2 separate regions of the Homo sapiens genome follow, and region 2 is linked to region 1. Evidence: read pairs that join two places in POLR2A ChIA-PET (ENCODE). Cell type or tissue: GM12878. All regions are shown on one strand. Each heading gives the region's core, and the rest is flanking DNA. Links, peaks and the distances in the headings are about the cores only. Region 1 overlaps HIPK3 (homeodomain interacting protein kinase 3). Region 2 has its middle 24 kb from the start of HIPK3.

Evidence for each region. ChIA-PET counts read pairs that join two places held together with the same protein. Peaks named below come from ENCODE experiments on the same cell type or tissue, not always from the same donor. Only the 100,000 strongest peaks of a DNase experiment are listed, where the experiment ranks them.
Region 2: POLR2A ChIA-PET joins it to region 1 with 5 read pairs; 3 of 35 experiments call an interaction of 5 or more read pairs at or near these places.

Annotation. Positions count from the first base shown.
Region 1 is chr11:33,341,216-33,351,700 of GRCh38, forward strand. It overlaps HIPK3 (homeodomain interacting protein kinase 3), which reads left to right. Exons shown (of 17, transcript NM_005734.5): 8 at 348-471; 9 at 6,078-6,199; 10 at 6,414-6,538; 11 at 6,637-6,798; 12 at 6,951-7,013; 13 at 7,307-7,603; 14 at 7,932-8,072; 15 at 10,393-10,485. Among named protein-coding and RNA genes, the nearest start is that of KIAA1549L, 30 kb to the right of the region's middle. In GM12878, for the core only: no CTCF peak of the experiment used is centred there; no DNase peak of the experiment used is centred there; H3K27ac peaks cover 1,333 bases.
Region 2 is chr11:33,228,147-33,238,631 of GRCh38, forward strand. It overlaps the pseudogene RPS24P15. Among named protein-coding and RNA genes, the nearest start is that of HIPK3, 24 kb to the right of the region's middle. In GM12878, for the core only: no CTCF peak of the experiment used is centred there; no DNase peak of the experiment used is centred there.

The DNA of each region.
Region 1 (10,485 bases), core at 3,661-8,660:
TGTTAGAATGTACAGTGCTGTGAGGTCTTACTATACCTGTTTTTACCAAATCTCTTAAAATTCCAAGGTAATAATTGGAACATATCTACTCCGATTCACTTTTTGCCATTCCTCTCTTCATTCTCTCAATACCTTTCACCTGCCCTTCTATGCCACAACTCTACCAAAAGTAGAGGTCAGTAGAATCGGTTTTTAAATTTTAATTTCGGCAGCTTGTTTTTGTTCTCATTTTCTGGACACATTTTAATAGTAGAATTATGATCTTAAGAAATGTGTTTGAATTCTATTTATACAGCGTGTATATTTCATTTAGAAGACTGCTCTATATAATGTGCTCGTTGTTTCAGGCATTGACCACATCTGCTCATTCAGTTGTGCACCATGGAATACCTCTGCAGGCAGGAACTGCTCAGTTTGGTTGTGGTGATGCTTTTCAGCAGACATTGATTATCTGTCCCCCAGCTATTCAAGGTATTATTTTATTTAAATTTTGCTTTGAATCTAGGCATGCTTTATTTTAAAATAAGTTTAGGAATCTGTTCATTAAATATATTGTATAATTTTTGCTGCATTTAGTGCTACATTTGAATTTAAGCTGTTCAGGCCAAGTGTGGTGTTTCACGCCTGTAATCCCAGCACTTTGGGAGGCTGAGGTAGGCGGATCACTTGAGGCCAGGAGTTTGAGACCAGCCTGGCCAACATGGTGAAACCTCAGCTTTCCTAAAAATACAAAAAATTAGCTGGGTATGGTGGTGCGTGCCTGTAGTCCCAGCTACTCGGGAGGCTGAAGCTGGGAAATGGAGGTTGAAGCTGGAAAGTGGAGGTTGCAGAGAGCCGAGATTGCGCCACTGCGCTCTAGCCTGGGCGACAGAGTGAGACTCTGTCTCAAAAAAAAAAAAAAAAAAAAAAAAATTTAAGCTGTTCAATAAGCCTTCAGACCAGTGACACTCATTTCTTGACTGGAACTCCGTTACAGTCATCACTAACAAAATGGGTCATATGATAACTGTATTTCCTGTAGAGTCTAGCATGATAAAATACCTTAATAGGAATGAATGAACTTGGGCTACAGGTTGGCCTATACTGGGTATCACTGTTTTAGACATTTAGCTACCAATACTAAACATAAAAGTGACTGAGAGCTCAGTTATTTAAAATTTTGGTCAAAAGAGTTTTGTCCCAAAATATTATAGTCTTTATTGATAGCTTAGGTAATAAATAATGGATTGATTTCAATTACATTAATGTCCCTTCATTAAATAAAAATAGCCAATTAAATCCTCAAGCGGAATGGGTGACAGAATACCTTTGAAGAGGCTATACATTCTTTTTTTTTTTTTTTTTTGAGACAGAGTTTCACTCTTGTTGCCCAGGCAGGAGTGCAATGGCACTATCTCGGCGCACTGCAACCTGCAGCCTCCGCCTCCCGGGTTCAAGCAATTCTGCCTTAGCCTCCCGAGTAGCTGGGAAGCTGGGATTACAGGCATGCGCCACCACGCCTGGCTAATTTTGTATTTTTAGTAGAGACGGGGTTTTTCCATGTTGGTCTTGAACTCCTGACCTCAGGTGATCCACCTGCCTCGGCCTCCCAAAATGTTGGGATTACAGGGGTGAGCCACCATACCTGGCTGGCTATACATTCTTAAACTAGGAAATCTCTTAGTGGTTTCTAGGGAATCATAGCAGCAAACCTCACTACTGGAATAACTGGACTAAAACCCTACTTCCTAAGTCCTTTCCTGGGATTTTGTCCTTGCTAAGCTTTAACATCTAGTTAATGCAAGAGGTCAATTACAGATGGGGCCCTAAACCAACATGTCCAACTTAGTGGTGATACTGTACAGAGTAAATGAAAACAGTTGGTGCTGAGTCAGGACACCTGGAATCTAATTCTGTTTCTCCTGTTTGCTGTATCATTGTAGGCTAGCCTGTTTACTTATTTCAGCCTTAGTAGAAGGAAATAGCCTGAATAGATAATATATTGGCCATTTCTAACTCTAATATATTTTGATTCTGAAGGATTATTTGATTTTGTGTGTGTGTGTGTGTGTGTGTGTGTGTGTGTGTGTGTGTGTCTTTTTTTGAGATAGTGTCTTGCTCTGTTGCCCAGGCTAGAGTGTGGTAGCACGATCTTGGCTCACTGCACCTCCACCTCCTGAGTTCAGGTGATTCTCATGCCTCAGCCTCCCAAGTAGCTGGGGTTACAGGTATGCACCACCACTCCTGGCTAATTTTTGTATTTTTAGTATGTACAGGGTTTCACCATGTTGGCCAGGCTGGTCTCGAACTCCTGACCTCAAGTGATCTGCCTGCCTCAGCCTCTCATAGTGCTGGGATTACAGTCATTAGCCGCTGCGCCCAGCCTCTGATTTTTTAATTTTAAGCATTCAAGCAACTCTAAAACTTTTTTTATTTTAATATTTACCTCAGTACCAAATAAAAAACCAAGAATATGTTTGTTGACTTGATTTGCTGGTAATAAGAGATGTGAAAACAGGTCAGATCTTTAGTTACTGTTGTTCTATCGGGGTAGCTTTATTTTCATTGTTTTTATATATTGGATTTTCAAGTAATGTATCATTGGGAGAAGGATTTATATCATAGAAAGTATAATAAAAGGGCAACTTAGATGGTTGATTCTGAAGGTGAAATTGTGGCCCAGTGGCCACAGTGGTGGTCTGTGAGTATCTGTAACAGTGACATTTTTATTACTTTCTGGTAATAAAAATGCCCACATCATTGTAGTGTTAGGAATAATAGATGCTAACAATATAATGCTGTTGTGTTTTTCAGTTTTTTCCCCCAAGTGTTTATTATAGGAATTTCAAACATACAGAAAAATTGAAAGAATAATATGTTTTCTACCCTAGATTCAACAGGTGTTACTATTTTACCATATTTGCATTATCAATCTACCTACCTACCTACAGTGCACATACATGTACTATTTGAAATTAAATGGTAGATTTTATGACACTACTTCTAAATACTTCAGCATGCAAGATTGCTGTTTAAAAATTTTTTTTAATCAGTTATTACTTGTGTTATCTTGACAAATGCATTTTCACTTAAATTTATAATCTGTACTAACAAGTAGGTTATTTGGTTCTAGTAATCCCTCCCATGTACCAAAATCAGTTTGAGGGTCACCACTTATACTGTGGTATATTTCACGAAGATTTAGAATAGCAGGTTTTTTTTCAGAGCCTAGCTTCTTTGGCAAAAACTTAAAGAGACTTCGGAGACACATTTCTAAACAGCATTGAGCATAATTCTTAAAACATTTCAATGAGGTTAGAAAAATCTTTTATCTTTTTATATGGCTTATAATTGATGAAAAGTTAGAAACCTTTCTGTACATAAAGTAACAACTATATCAGTGGTTTACAATATGGGATAATCGAAGGAAAAGAATTACTGTCACAGACTCATTAACCCATTAAATGTCATGAACAGCACTTTTGAATTAGAATTACTAGTGAGAAGAAGCACAGTATGTTTTAGCTTTTATAACAGGTGCAGTTGCAGCAACAGGCCAGGCAGGCTCTGTAAGTATGTTGTTTCTCTTCTTAGTAGAGTGTCTGCCTTAGAAATGAAAGCACTCCCTCTACAGTCTTAGTATCTAACGGGTAGATGTTATATAGAAATTGTAATGTAGAAAATTTCAGCATTGGGCTTCTTGCCCCTCCCCTTCATTTACCCTTTCCCTTCAGAATGTGTCAATCCATTTACAAGAAACATTTAAAAATAATTATTGGGCAGCTATTTGAGATAGTAATTATGGTACCATTGTGGTTTGTATTTTAAAATAAACTTTATCCCTTTGACTTAAAAATTTTACTTTGGAGCTATCATGTTTAAGTAATGCATTTAATATATTTTAGATATTATAATATGTAGGTATAGGTATATAAATACTATATCCATAAGACTGTGCTTATTTTAAAAAGTCAGTTTATTTTTAAAAATCAGCTAAGCTTTTATTTAACATCTGAGTGTTTTATATATTAAACAAGCTTTTAAAATTATTTAGTGACCTGAAAAGTTAGGTATTCATCCCCTCTAGATGACAACTACTATATTAGAGTAAAATATATTCCAGCAAAATTCTCTTCTGTTATACTAAAATAATATTCATAAGCTTTTTATGTCTTGTCTTCCAAGTATTAAAGCAAATATAATCAAAGATAAAGTTTCAGCTAACCTAATAACTAACTATACAAAAATTAAGATCTTATCCCACTGTTGAATCTGATCAAAAATTAGATCTCCTGTGGAGAGGGTATATAGGAGAATTCTTCTCATCTTAAGGCATTGCTTGTGGAGAGAATTTACAGACAATGAGATTTTTGTTCAGATTTGGAAATTTGCTCTCTCTGTTCATCCTTGTCAAAGTGAAGAGATTTTTTTTTTCTTGAAGAGATTGTCTATATATTGCAATATATCTACACTGCCTGGGTGTGCTTATATTCCATGTCTTGGAGAATTGGATGATCAAGACAGGCTTTTTAGCAGGAGTAAGAAGATTTTTATTAAACTTGACTCATACCTGGCTCTTTAGGTGGAGCACAGAGAGTAGAATACCCTGGTATGGTAGTAAGGTAACAGTCTCAGTGAAGAAAATAAACAGGCTGAAATGGACATTCTCTTTAGGATTAACACTTACATCTGTGAAATAGAAAATTTGAGGTTGTTTTACAATAGAGAAAGAAAACAATTGTAGTATTTTTCTCTTATGCCTGAAGAGAAACACTCAACATCACATTTATCCCCAAATTGATTATATTATATTTAAATAATTTGCAAGCCCATGTTGAAAGTAACTGCTGCAATAAACTGGAATTATGAAGTGCTGAAATGATTTTCATTAATGTACTTTCTGATCTTCGGGGATGTCCCTAAAATCTTGTCAAAACTTTAAGCTGGAATGTGATACTACTTTGCTCTCTCAGAGTTCAATATTATAAGACTTAATATTTGCAAGGTGCTTTGCAGTGAAAACAGCTATATTAACATTATAGTAACATTAACAGGATTAACATGTCTGGTAATCCTGCTTTCTAATTTTCCTAGTGGGCAAGCAAAATGGTAGCATGTTTGTTCTGGAGTTTCAGCTCTCTGCTAAGAATACTAGTCAATTAAGCCACATTGCGGAAACCTTAGTTTTATCATCAAATTGGTAAATAGGTTAGTTTTGCCTTTCCTTTGGAGGTTGAAATGAGTGTGCCATCCCGGAATTTTCATCCATTATGTGAACCATTATGTCCATTAAATTATGAAGTTGTGATGTATTTCTGTTTTGGTGACAGGAGCATAAGATTCTATCACAGTTTTAAAGAAGAAGATAACTAAGCATAGCTAAAAGTTTGTATGAAAAGAAGAACCTTCACCTGCTAGGTTGTCAGCATACTAAGCCAGATTCTTCTTTCCATGTTCTTTATCATGGTGACTGAACTATTTAAAAAGGAAAATAAAGCTTCAATAGCAAACTTCGGAGATGAGAAGTTTCAAGAAAATTAAATCGTTCAACTTTGTAGTATGCATTTTGAAACAGAAAGGGAAGCTTTATGATAATTTTTGGAATGATGTATATCACAAAGTAGACAAGAAGTACCTCATTTTGCTACTAGATTGCTCTGTTAGTGTTATGAAAATTTTATGCAGAGAATGGTATCATAACTCCACAATCAGGGCTGGGTGTGGTGGCTCATGCCTGTGATACCAGAAATTTGGGAGGCCGAGGTAGGAGGATCTCTTGAGCCCAGGAGTGCAAGACCAGCCTGAGCAACATAGACCCTGTCTCTACCAAAAATTAAAGAGATTAGCTGGGCATGGTATATGCCTGTGGTCCCAGCTGCTCAAGAGGTTGAGGTGGGAGGATCCACTTGAGTCCAGGAGGTTGAGGCCACAGTATGGATCATGCCACTGTGCTCCAGTCTGGGCAACAGAGCGAGGCCCTGTCTCAAAAAAAAAAAAAATCTGTCAGAATCTAAGCAATTCTTGACATTTAAAATAATTGTATAAGTTAAATAAGAGGAAGATTTTTTCTTTTATTTGATAACTATTCTGTTTCACAGGTATTCCTGCAACACATGGTAAACCCACCAGTTATTCAATAAGGGTAGATAATACAGTTCCACTTGTAACTCAGGCCCCAGCTGTGCAGCCACTACAGATCCGACCAGGAGTTCTTTCTCAGGTTGGTAATAATTCATTCTTTGCCATATATCAGCTTGTGCTTTTGGGAAATAGTGAAAATGACCTGGATAGGGATTTAATCCATTTTGTAGGTTATGGACTTTAATGTTTATAATTGTTAGCTGTTACTTTTAGATAGTTTTGAGTTTAAGATATGGTAAAGTTCAATTACTTATAACTTGTTATTTTCTATTGTTTTGCTTTGCTGCAAGCAGACGTGGTCTGGTAGAACACAGCAGATGCTGGTGCCTGCCTGGCAACAGGTGACACCCCTGGCTCCTGCTACTACTACACTAACTTCTGAGAGTGTGGCTGGTTCACACAGGCTTGGAGACTGGGGGTAAGCTGAAAACAAAAGTACTTTGTGAATAGTTTGCAGACTAGATCTTGATTAAAGAAAGATCTTGATTAAAAACATTGTTCTGAACTTCTCCCTAGGAAGATGATTTCATGCAGCAATCATTATAACTCAGTGATGCCGCAGCCTCTTCTGACCAATCAGATAACTTTATCTGCCCCTCAGCCAGTTAGTGTGGGGATTGCACATGTTGTCTGGCCTCAGCCTGCCACTACCAAGAAAAATAAACAGTGCCAGAACAGGTTGGTATTGGTGCTTTAGCTTTCCTCTGCATTTTGAGAATCTTTTAAATGAATTTTGCATGTACTCTAAAGGGTCACTCTGTTGTATTCAAAATGACCTCTTTTATAGCTTTGTTACAAACACTAAGCCAGCTCCCTTCTCAATTTCTCAGAGGTATTTTGGTAAAACTAATGGAATGGGAGCCAGGAAGAGAGGAAATAAATGCTTTCAGTTGGTAAGATTGTCTTTATTGCCCTTTTGATTTATTATCTACCTGTAATGTAGCAATTGTGGACATTCAGATAGCACATTTACCAAAAAGCAACTATTTAAATGTATGTAAATGCAGTCTACATGGATATTTCTAGAGCTATTTTATATTTCACAAAAACTCAAGATCTGTTAGTGTGTTATATTCATGAACTCGAACAAGTGAAGGTTCTCATTTTCTGGTTTAACAAGATACCTTAGACAATTGATTATACATATTTTGATTATAGAAATTATAAATTATTCCTTTGGTTGCAGGAGTAATTCATTACAGAATACCAATATCCCACATTCAGCATTTATTTCTCCAAAGATAATTAATGGGAAAGATGTCGAGGAAGTAAGTTGTATAGAAACACAGGACAATCAGAACTCAGAAGGAGAGGCAAGAAATTGCTGTGAAACATCTATCAGACAGGACTCTGATTCATCAGTTTCAGACAAACAGCGGCAAACCATCATTATTGCCGACTCCCCGAGTCCTGCAGTGAGTGTCATCACTATCAGCAGTGACACTGATGAGGAAGAGACTTCCCAGAGACATTCACTCAGAGAGTAAGTGCCAAACGCTGCATCCTCAAAGGATATAGATGGCATCCTTTGGTGTGCCGAAAAACAACTTTCTGTGACTTATTTCTTGTTTGTCAATGTACTCTGGAGTAAAACCTTTAAATTAGATAACCCAGTTCTAGACAGGGAACTTTCTAAATAACATTTAGCACGATTATTATAGCATTTTCCTTGTATCTGTAAGCTTTAACTTTTTGTCCATGTAGGTCATTCTTAACAGTTTCATATCCTTAATTAAAGAATATAAATTTTGGCTATTTGGAGAGTATCTTCTTGTATTTGACTCATGTTTTTCCCTTTTCTCTTCCACTAGATGTAAAGGTAGTCTAGATTGTGAAGCTTGCCAGAGCACTTTGAATATTGATCGGATGTGTTCATTAAGTAGTCCTGATAGTACTCTGAGTACCAGCTCCTCAGGGCAGTCCAGCCCATCCCCCTGCAAGAGACCGAATAGGTAAAAGAATCTCAATAGTAGTGTGTAATAAATAGTAAGTCTACTAAAAAGCCTACGATTTCTTTCTGTTGTTTAATAAGTACCTGCCAGTTTACCACAGTGACTTCTATCTTGAACACAATTTTTGAACTAGATCAGTTTTTATAAACACAGGTTTGTTTGTTTGTTTGTTTGTTTTTGAGACAGGGTCTTGCTTTGTTGCCCAGGCTGGAATGCAGTGGCATGATCTCGGCTCACAGCAACCTCTGCCTCCCAGGCTCAAGCAATCCTCTTGCCTTAGCCTCTTGAGTAGCTGGGACCACAGGTGCGCACAGCGATGCTCGGCTAATTTTTAAGTTTTTTTTGTAGAGATGGGATCTTGCCCTGTTGCACAGGCTGGTCTTGAACTCCTGGGCTCAACCAGTGCTCCCACCTTGGCCTCCCAAAGTGCTGGGATTACAGGCATGAGCCACCATACCTAACTAAATAATCTTTTTTTGCTGAGGGGCGGGTGGGAGGAGATGAAGTGTGGCTCTGTCACCTAGGCTGGAGTGCAATGGTGTGATCTTGGCTCACCGCAGCCTCCGCCTCCCCAGGTTCAAGTGAGTCTCCTGCCTCAGCCTCCCATGTAGCTGGGACTACAGGAACCTGCCACCACACCTGGCTAATTTTTTGTATTTTTAGTAGAGATGGGGTTTCACCAGGACATGCTGGTCTTGAACTCCTTACCTCAGGTGATCTGCCTGCCTCAGCCTCCCAAAATGCTAGGATTACAGGCGTGAGCCACCACATCCAGCCAAATAATCTATTTTTGAAAGGATAAAAAAGCCACATTCTTAATTTCAGCCCCACAGACTACTATTGTAACTTAAATTTGGAATAAAAACATATACTTTAGCAAAATTAAAAAGGAATGTTTTGCATAATGAAGTACTCACTGGCCCACTGTCTACAGGACATCCACTATGATTTTTTTCTCCCATTGGTGACTGATTTGCATGGTTTTATCCATATTAACCTGGCTTACCCATCCTTTGGCCAGCGACATGTACCACTGCTAAGATAGTAAGCTTGTCCTAAGCAGAATGATTTACTAACGCATTGAGAGATAAGCCACAGTCTAGGCACAGTGGCCAACACTTGTAATCCCAGCACTTTGGGAGGCCAAGGCAGGAGGATCACTTGAGGCCAAGAGTTCGAGACCAGCCTGGACAACATAGTGAGACCCCGCCTCTACCAAAAATTAAAAAAAAAAAAAAAAGCAGGATGTGGTGTTGCATGCCTGTAGTGCTAGCTACTCAGGAGGCTGAGGCAGGAGGATTATTTGAGCCCTGTAATTTGAGGCTGCAGTGAGCTATGATCACACCACTGCACTATAGCCTGGGCAACAGAGTAAGACCCTATCTCTTAGAAAGGAAGGAAGGAAGGAGGGGAAGGAAAGAAAGAAATAAAGTCTTATTTTAGTGGCAACAAACATTTGAAAAATTTTAAGTTTTAATTTTACACATCTTTTTCCTTAGGAAATATGATATTGCATTCTTATAGCCAAAGCTCTATGGAAAATATAAGGAAATTTTAATGTATCTTCTTAAAAGTTGCTTATAATATGGTTTGAAAATTGATAATGTACATAACTATACATTCACATGTAAAATATATATAAACAAATATACGTATAAGATATATAAATAAAAATATGTATAAAAAGAGATGCTTCAAATTCGTAAGTAAGTATGGAATGAGTGGTTGAAACAGACAATAAATGCTGTAGAAATCCCAAGGAGAGAGAGATTGTCAGGGCCCAAGAGTGTCAGGAAGAGATGAGAAATATGGGGCTCTGTCTAGGCCTTCAGAGGTGTGGGGATACCTTTCAGATACCTGGTTAGGTACAAGGACCCAAATTACCAGCAGAGGCACATATCCTGATGTTAGAATTTAATTTGAAATAGCCAAGTCACATACATATATGTTTGTATATTTCATTTAAATTATCCAGAGCAGTGCCTCTTTTGTCATGTCTTGATGAAATTATCTGGAATTTATAAAGAGGAATTTTATGAGCTGCTACTAAGGATCAAATGGGAAGGGAAAGAAGAAAAAAAAAATGCCAAAATGATGTTCCTGAAATGGAACAGAATTAGGTTTGGCAGTTGGAACAGAGAATTAATTTAAGGGTCTAGAAATTTTATGAAAAAGTGCTATTGGACAAGGAAAAAGGTGTAATTATATATAAAATAACTGAATAATGTTCTCATCAGTTCACTGGAGCCTGAATATTACTTAACATTAGATTTAATGTTGGAAAAAAATATCACTCATAAAAAATGCTTTCTTTTTGTAGTATGTCAGATGAAGAGCAAGAAAGTAGTTGTGATACGGTGGATGGCTCTCCGACATCTGACTCTTCCGGGCATGACAGTCCATTTGCAGAGAG
Region 2 (10,485 bases), core at 2,099-7,098, 110 kb before region 1:
GTCCATGAAGCCATTTTCTGGCAGATGTGTGCTTTAGTTATAATAAACACGGCAGGCAGATAGATCTCACAGGTATGCCTCAATGTCTGAAAGTTTTTAGTTTCTGATAAGAGCTGGAAATTTCTGTTTTAAGTGGTGGCTTTGGTAAGCAGTCCTGCTAAATGTTCGCCAAATCAGTTTAATTGCTGCTAATTTTCATATTCTGCTTTTGAGTTGAATCTTCAATATTTGACTGAATGTGGAATTTAAGACCAACAAATAAAAAAGACATTTTGTAAATTTCTTCAATATTTAAAAAAACAATAATAAACATTTTGAACTTACAGTAAGCACTTATTTCAACAAATTGTGCTATTGTCTCAAATAGGAAGAAGCTTTTTGCTAATTGGATGTCTTGGCTTTATCGCTGTTATGACAAAAAATGATGCTTTAGGCATCTTTGTCAAGAAAAGGACTACAGACTAATGCTAAGAGGAAATGAACTATTTGGGAAGTTATCTTTTCAATTGCAAATGCTTACAAGTAGCATCCTTTTAATAAATTATGTGATGAAAAGGGAACAAATGTATCACTTTGGCAGTATAAATTGCATTATTTGCAAGGGCTAGACAAGAAAATAAAAAATGGAGGAGTAGGGCTGGGTGCGGTAGCTCATACCTGTAATCTCAGCACTTTGGGAGGCTGAGGTGGGTGGATCACTTGAGGTCAGGAGTTCGAGACCAGCCTGACCAACATGGTGAAACCCTGTCTCTACTAAACCTACAAAATTAGCTGGGTGTGGTGGCACATGCCTGTAATCCCAGCTAGTTGGGAGGCCGAGGCAGGAGAATCGCTTGAACCCGGGAGGCGGAGGTTGCGCTGAGCTGAGATTGCGCCATTGCACTCCAGCCTGGGCAACAAGAGAGAACTCCGTCTCAAAAAAAAAAAAAAAAAAAAAAAAAAAAAAAAAAAAAGCTGGGCACGGTGGCTCATGCCTGTAATCCCACCACTTTGGGAGGCAGAGGTGGGCGGATCACGAGGTCAGGAGATCGAGACCATCCTGGCTAACATGGTGAAACCCCGTCTCTTCTAAAAATACAAAAACAAAATTAGCCGGGCGTGGTGGGGGGCGCCTGTAGTCCCAGCTACTCGGGAGGCTGAGGCGGGAGAATGGCGTGAACCTGGGAGGTGGAGCTTGCAGTGAGCCGAGATCGTGCCACTACACTCCAGCCTGGGCGACAGAGGGAGACTCCGTCTCAAAAAAAATAAATAAATAAAATAATAATAATAATAATTTGTAATGCAGAGCAAAGTATGCCATCTCATGGTATCTTATGGATAGATCTCATGCTTATGGTAAGTTTTGGGTGTTTCTCATCTGACGTCTATAAGATCATTGTTAGATGTTATTAGTGATGCAATTTTGAAACAGACTTCTTATTACAGATCTGTATTTTTAAATGAGTTTAATTAAAGAGCAACTTGAAGTTCCAAGGCACGCTGTTAAAAAAACAACAACAGCATAAAACACCAACATCTATTACTTCTTGTGACTCCATATTTGCATGATGAGTATTGTGATACTATACAACCAAAACAAAGTATAAAAGTCAATTGGGCTGGGCACGGTGTCTCATGCCGGTAATCCCAGCACTTTGGGAGACCGAGGCAGGAAGATTGCTTGAGTTCAGGAATTCCAGAGCAGCCTGGGCAACATATACTGGCGAAATCCTCGTCTCAACAAAAACAAATTGTCTGGGCATGGTGGCGGGTGCCTATAGTCCCAGCTACTCGGGGGAGGCTAAGGTGGGAGGATCCCTTGAGCCCGGGAAGCAGAGGTTGCAGTGAGCTGAGATCGCGCCACTGCACTGCAGCCTGGGCGACAGAGTGAGACCCTGTCTCAAAAAACAAAACAAAACAAAACAAAACAAACAAACAACAACAACAAAATTTGAAGCAGACGCAGATGTAAGACAAATGATTACACATAATTCCCGATTTCTATTTTATACATTCATCAAAATGACTTTAGACTTCATTGTTCTCCGTGATTGACTTGATAAGAGTAAATACTATAAATGTAAATGAACTTATAAAATAAATGTATGTAGATGGACAGTGGAGACTCAGAGGGATGAAGGGGTGGGAAGGGGATGGATGATGGGAGGTTGCTTGGTGGGTACAACGTGTGTTGCTCCAGTGATAGACGTACTGAAGGCCCTGACTTTACCACAATGCAATATACCAATGTAGCAAAATTGCACTTGTGCCCCATGAATGTATACAAATTAAAAACTAGATAGCCAGCTGTGGTGGCTCATGCCTCTAATCCTGGAAGGCTGAGGCGGGAGGATCACTTCAGCCCAGAAGTTGGACCAGAAGTTGGAGACCAGCCTGGGCAATATAGTGAGACTTTGTTCTACAAAACATTTTTTTTTTTTTTGAGATAGAGTCTCGTTCTGTCGCCCAGGCTGGAGTGCAGTGGCGTGATCTCGGCTCACTGCAAGCTCTGTCTCCTGGGTTCACACCATTCTCCTGCCTCAGCCTCCTAAGTAGCTGGGACTACAGGTGCCCGGCCACCACGCCCGGCTAATTTTCTTGGGACTACAGGTGCCCGCCACCACGCCCGGCTAATTTTTTGTATTTTTAGTAGAGACGGGGTTTCACTGTGTTAGCCAGGATGGTCTCTCCTGACCTCGTGATCTGCCCGCCTCAGCCTCCCAAAGTGCTGGGATTACAGGTGTGAGCCACCGCGCCCAGCTTACAAAACATTTTAAAAAGGCCGGGTGTGGTGGCTCATGCCTGTAATCCCACCACTTTCGGAGGCCGAGGTGAATGGATCACTTGAGGTCAGGAGTTCAAGACCAGCCTGGCCAACATAGTAAAACCCCATCTCTACTGAAAATACAAAAAATTATCTGGGCATGGTGACACGTACCACCTGTAATCTCAGCTACTTGGGAGGCAGAGGCAGGAGAATCACTTGAACCCGGGAGGTGGAGGTTGCACTGAGCAGAGATCACACCACTACACTCCTGAACAACCGAGTGAGACTCCATCTGAGAAAAATAAAATAAAAAATAAAAAATGAGGCAGGAGGATTGCTTGATCCCAGGAAGTCAAGGCTGCAATGAGCCATGATGGCACTACTATACTCTGGCTGGGTGACAGAGCAAGAACCTGCCTCAAAATAAATAAAAAAAAACATAAATAAATAAAATAATGCAGAAAAATATATTCTGCAAAAAACATTGACAAAATGGGTTTTAAAACTTTAAAATTTGGACAACCCCTCTTTTCACTACAGATGAGAGGATGCATTTCTTGGGGTGGGATAGACTAGGAGTTTTTTGGTTTCTTTGTTTTTGAGACTAAGCCTCGCTCTGTCACCCAGGCTGGAGTGCAGTGGTGCAATCTTGGCTCACTGCAACCTCCGCCTCCTGGATTCAAGCGATTCTCCTGTCTCAGCCTCCTGAGTAGCTGGGACTACAGGTGTGCGCCACTGCACTTGGCTAATTTTTGTATTTTTAGTGGAGATGGGGCTTTGCCATGTTAGCCAGGCTGGCCTCGAGCTCCTGACCTCAGGTGATCCACCTGCCTCGGCCTCCCAAAGTGGTGGGATTACAGGTGTGAGCCACTGTGCCTGGCTAGACTAGAAGTTTTTTGAGGAAATACAAAGCACTAAATATATATATTTTTAAAAAAAGGCTCTGCAAAGGGCTCTACAAAGGTGAAATGGAGACCAGTTTCTTGAAGACCTGCCTGGTTGATCTTTAAGCCTTCGGCTGCTGCCACAGCCCATCTTTGTAACTCAATAGGATTGGGTAGGAATAGTAGCTGACAGTCTCTTCCACAATCCTCAAATCAGTGCCACCAATCCTTTGGGAAATTAAAGTCACATCCTCCTAGTGATATCTTCAAAGGATGAAAAAGAATATACAGCACAGTGAAAAGTAAATATCCCTTCTTCCGCTGGCGCCTTCTTACCCAGTTCATTTCCTGGAGAGAGCACCGTTACTGGTTACTTAAATATTCTTTCAGAGATATTATATTTTCAGATTATGTTTACAATTATCCATAAATCCTTACCTTCCACACTAATGACAGCATATTATGCACATAATTTAGATCTTCCTTTCTTCAGTATATAGCTTGGTAATTGTTCCATATTACTGCAAAGAAAGCTGCTTCATTTTTATTTTATGGCTGTACAGTATTCCATTGTATGGATATGCCATAATTTATTTCCAGGTTATTTATAATCTTTTGCTGTTATAAACAATGGTACAAAGAATTATATATACATTATTTAACAAATGTATGAGCATGTCTGCAGTATAAATATTAATACTTTTGTCCATTTTTGAATCAAGGCAGTCTCTTAATGACTTGTAGGAGGCACATATTTATATAAAGGAAATTGGCCTTTTATGTATGAGCCCCTAATCTTTATTTTTATTTATTTATTTATTTATTTATTTATTTATTTATTTATTTATTTTGAGACAGAGTCTTGCTCTGTTGTCCAGGCTGGAGTGCACAATCTCAGTTCACTGCAACTTCCGCCTCCTGGGTTCAAGTGATTCTTCTGCCTCAGCCTCCTAAGTAGCTGGGATTACAGGCATGCATCACCACGCCCAGCTAATTTTTTGTATTTTTAATAGTGACAGGGTTTCACCATGTTGGCCAGGCTGGTCTCAAACTTCTGACTTCAAATGATCCGCCCGCCTCAGATTCCCAAAGTGCTAGAATTACAGGCATGAAGCACCGTGCCTGGCCTGAGTCCCTAACCTTTAAAAATTCATGTTAAAATTGAGTTAAAATCTGTCTATATGAAAATTTAAATTTCTTATTATGAATGTTCATAGTATAAGGGAAAGTGGGAATTGTGTAGCTCTAAGGTAAAGATTATCTGTTGAAGTTTATTTAATATGATATCTTCTTTTACAATAGGGTACATTATTATTTATAAGGATATAGTTTTTTCTTGGAGAAATGAAGAAAAAAGGGTATATTATGATTTTTATTGTGATGGTGCTATGAAATAAAATAATCCTTTTAATTTGTTCACTACATAGCGCTTCTACTTGATACTTTGTCATTTTCAGTGATTTGTCTTTTTCCTGAATGTGGGCCTTAACAGTGTGTTATTTAAGAACTAGAAAATATTAAAACAAAGTAATACATAAGCAAAGCTGGGCCTTTTGTAACATAATTCCCAGAGACAGATGCAAAGCTGTAATGGAACTCAGTATTCAGGAGCAAATAGAACTATTCTGTAACATTTGATAAGAAGTTAAACCCTATTGAGCTATAGATACTTTTGTTTACGTTACAGCAGTTGTGATCTGCAGTTTTTTTGTGTGTGTGTGTTTTTTTAAGACAAGGTCTTGCCGTGTCACTGGAATACAGTGGCAGATCATGGCTCACTGTAGCCTCGATGTCCTAGGCTCAAGCCATCCTCCTGCCTCAGCCTCCCAAGTACCTGGGATTATAGACATGAGCCACCATGCCCGGCCTGCAGAATATTTAAGCAAACTTTTGTTGTAGCAAACAAAATAATATCCAAAGAATTAGTTTATTTTTGACCTGTGATTCAGGATTTAAAAAAAAATTTAAGGCCCAAGTGCAGTGGCTCGCACTTATAATCCCAGCATTTTGGGAGGCCGAGGTGGGAGGACAGCTTGAGCCCAGTAGTTGGAGTAACATAGCAAGACCCTTGTATCTACAAAAAAAAATTTTTTTTTTAAATTAGCGGAGTGGGGCGTGACAGTGCATGCCGGTGGTCCTAGGTGCTTAGATGGCTGAGGTGGAAGAATTGCTTGAGCCTGGGAGGTCAAGGCTGCAGTGAGCTGTGATTGTGCCACTACACTGCAGTCTGAGTGACAGAGTGAGACACTCTCTTTTTTTTTTTTTTTTTTTTTGAGACGGAGTCTCGTTCTGTCGCCCAGGCGGGAGTGCTGTGGCGCGATCTCCGCTCACTGCAAGCTCCGCCTTCCGGGTTCACGCCATTCTCCTGCCTCAGCCTCCCGAGTAGCTGGGACTACAGGCGCCCGCCACTGCGCCCGGCTAATTTTTTGTATTTTTAGTAGAGACGGGGTTTCACCGTGGTCTCGATCTCCTGACCTCGTGATCCGCCCGCCTCGGCCTCCCAAAGTGCTGGGATTACAGGCGTGAGCCACCGCGCCCGGCCGAGACACTCTCTAAAAAAAAAAAAAAAAAGAAAAGAAAAAGAAAATTAGGCCGGGGTGGGGGGGTGTGGCTCACGCCTGTAATCCCAGCATTTTGGGAGGCCGAGGTGGGCTGATCACCTGAGGTCAGGAGTTCGACACTAGCCTGACCAAAGTGGAGAAATACTGTCTCTACTAAAAATACAAAATTAGCTGGGCATGGTGGCACATGCCTGTAATCCTAGCTGCTTGGGAGACTGAGGCAGGAGAATCGCTTGAACCCGGGAGGTGGAGGTTGCAGTGAGCCGAGATTGCGTAACTGCACTCCAGCCTGAGCAACAAGAGTGAAACTCCATCTCAAAAAAAAAAAAAAAAAAAAAAAAATTAAACTCTCCACTACACTCAGTGTTTACAAATTAATTTCCTTTACTTTTTAGAATATTTTTCTATTTTGACAAGAAAGGAATAGCAACAATGTCACATACAAAATGGCACCATCTTCCTATGATGCCAGTTTTGAACTCTTTAAAGAACATTAACCTTTAGAAAGAAAGATGTTTATCTACTTGCAAGGAACATAACCCCCAAGAGATTTTCCTGGACTGTGCCCTAATTTGTTGGATTTTTATCAAATTTCCTGCATATGCTCATGCACTCATACTTAATTAGTCATAATTCTTCTTTAGAAAAGACTTGTTTTAAAAAGAAGCACAACAACTGTGATATCTTTGGAACTTATAAATATCTGGTCTAGGATTTCCTTAAGCTAGTCATCTGTTTCCTCATTTCAAAAGCTGAAACTGTGTTAGGCTGTGTTTTTAAAATGTTGGATTTGTTTTGCAAATGCAGGAAAAGCAACACTTCCTAATTTGCTTAGATGGGTGCCCATATAATTTGGTGTTTTATCAGCTCTAGATGAGTACTGGTGTAACAGTGGGAATAAGCAAGTTGGATGTGTTTGCATGCACATAGATGCCTATGTGTGTCTGTGTATAAGTAATATGATGAGATTTTAGTAGAGAATCAGTATGAAAGTCCATTCATTCTTTAAATATTTTAGACCAACAGAGAGACTGAACTAAAGTGAACAAAACTGGTTCTACTAAGCACATTTTCTCTCCTTTGGCCACTGATTAACTTATTTCTCTTAAGTGGAAATAGGATAGAACCTATTTGTCTATTCTTTAAGGATAGTACATATTTATCTAAATCCTTGAGTTACATTAGTGTATTTTTGGCCAGGCACGGTGGCTCATGCCTGTAATCCTAGCATTTTGGGAGACCAAGGAGGGCAGATTGCCTGAGTTTAGGAGTTCAAGACCAGCCTGGGCAACATGGTGAAACCCTGTCTTTACTAAAAATACAAAAAACTGGCCAGGTGCAGTGGCTCACGCCTGTAATCCCAGCACTTTGGGAGGCCAAGGCAGATGAATCTCCTGAGGTCAGGAGTTTGAGACGAGCCTGGCCAACATGGTGAAACCCCGTCTCTACTAAAAGTACAAAATAGCCGGGCATGGTGGTACACACCCGTAATCCCAGCCACTCGAGAGGCTGAGGCAGGAGAATCGCTTGAACCCAGGCGACAGAGGTTGCAGTGAGCCGAGATTGCGCCACTGCACTCCAGCCTGGGCAACAGAGCGAGACTCTGTCTCAAAAAACCAAAACAATACAAAAAATTAGCCACGTGTGGTGATATGTGACTGTAATCCCAGCTAGTTGGGAGGCTGAGGCCCAAGAATTGCTAGGACCTGGGAGTGGAGGCTGCAGTGAGCCGAGATTGTGCCACTACACCAGGCTGTGCAACAGAGCAAGACTCTGTCTCAAAAACAAAAACAAATTGGTATATTTTTATAGCAGCGTAGTATTTCCTAAAATGGTGTTTTAAGATGGGTTACACATTATTTATTTATTTATTTTTGAGACAGAGTCTCACTCTGTTGCCCAGGCTGGAGTGCAGTGGTGCGATCACACCTCACTGCAACCTCCACCTCCCGGGTTCAAGCGATTCTCGTGCCTCAGCCTCCTGAGTAGCTGGGATTATGGGTGCACGCCAGCAAGCCCGACTAATTTTTGTATTTTTAGTAGAGACAGGGTTTCACCATGTTGGCCAGGCTGGTCTCAAACTCCTGACCTCAGGTGATCCGCACGCCTTAGCCTCCCAAAGTGCTGGGATTAAAGGCATGAGCCACCAAGTCTGGCCTAGATACTTAATAATTGCTTATCACCCTTTATATCATAACTGTACTAAATAAATTTGGCCTAGAGATCTAGCTCAAAACTTTATGCTTTGCAGGAATTTCCCTGTTACTCCTTGTGATAAGTGGTTAGTCAGCTTTTGTTATTGTTGTTAGTTAAGAGAATGCATCGGAAAACACCTAGAACCGGTCCTGGTCCAGTTAACTGCTTTTGCTTAAAACTATTTTTAAAATGAAGAAATTTTACCAGTGAGCATTATTAAATTTATTCAAAGACTTACTGATTGCTTATATTCTTTTTTCTTTACTGATTATGTAAGCAAAACATGTTATTTTTACAAATTCATATATGTTTTTGTGCATATATTAACATTAGTATATTTATTAGTCTTTATTTTACAGAAATTGATCATAGGTGACTTACATTTTTAAACATGTCTTAGATATCTTTTTACATAAATAAAAATAGGTCTATCTGTTCTTTTCCTCCCTGGCTTTCTGAGGATAGACTGCCATCATGAACGGCACGGTAACTATCCGCGTTAGAAAGTTCATGTCCAACCGACTACTTCAGAGGAAACAAATGGTCATTGATGTCCTTCACCCTGGGAAGGCAACAGTGCCTAAGACAGAAATTCAGGGAAAACTAGCCAAAATGTACAAGACCATACCGGATGTCATCTTTGTATTTGGATTCAGAGCTCATTTTGGCGGTGGCAAGACAACTGGCTTTGGCATGATTTATGATTCCCTGGATTATGCAGAGAAAAATGAATCCAAACATTGACTTGCAAGACATGGCCTTTGTGAGAAGAAAAAGACCTCAAGAAAGCAACGAAAGGAACGCAAGAACAGAATGAAGACAGTCAGGGGAAGTGCAAAGGCCAGTGCTGGTGCTGGCAAAAAGCCGAAGGAGTAAAGGTGCTGCAATCATGTTATTTGTGGCTGTTGTGGATTTTTCACAAGAAGATTAATAAACTATAAACTTTAAAAAGTAAAGATCTATCTTATTTGTTTTAATGCTGCAATGTATTCCATTTTATGGCTGTACCATAGTCACTTATCTAAACCCTCTAAGGTACATATTTCTTTCTTTCTTTTTTTTTTTTTTTGAGATGGAGTTTCACTCTGTTGCCCAGGTTGGAGTACAGTGGTGCAATCTTGGCTCACTGCAATCTTTGCCTCCTGGGTTCAAGCAATTCTTGTGCCTCAGCCTCCCAAGTAGCTGGGATTACAGGCATACGCCACCACACCTAGCTAATTTTTGTATTTCTAGTAGAGACAGGGTTTTACCATGTTGGCTGGGCTGGTCTCGAACTCCTGACCTCAAGTGATCTGCCCGCCTCAGCCTCCCAGAGTGCTGGGAGTACAGGCGTGAGCCACTGTGCCTGGCCAGTTACACTTTTCATTTCCACATTTTAACATTTCTGAAATTACTTCTTGGTTATTTTATTTATTTATTTTGAGACAGGGTCTCGTTCTGTCACCCAGGCTTGAGTACAGTTGCCGGATCTCAGATCACTGCAGCCTCCACCTCCCCAGCTCAAGTGATCTTCCCACTTCAGCCTCCTGAGTAGCTGGGACTACAGGTGTACGCCACCACGCCCAGTAGTTTTTGTTGTTGTTGTTGTTGCTTTTTGAGACAGAGTTTCTCTCTTATTGCCCAGGCTGAAGTGCAATTGCGTGATCTTGGCCCACTGCAACCTCCACCTCCCGTGTTCAAGCAATTCTCCTGCCTCAGCCTCCCAAGTGCATGGCACCATGCCTGGCTAATTTTCGTATTTTTACTAGAGACAGGGTTTCACCATGTTGGCAGGCTGGTCTTGAACTCCTGACCTCAGATGATCCACCCGCCTCGGCCTCCCGAAGTGCTGGGATACAGGCGTGAGCCACAGCGGTGCTAACATTTCTGAAATTAGGATGTCACTTATATTTTATAATGCATGACAGGTTAAAGTTACTATCTGCCAGGCAGCATTTGTGACCTAATTGTCTTTGCCTTGCACAGGTGAACTTGATCATAATTGTTCAAATTTGTGTCACTTAAATCAGTTATGTGCATTGTTAGTACTACAGGTGTTGGGTTTAATTGCTGTTTAAAATGTTCAGATGAAGATGGTGGCTTGACAGTGTGGCTCACG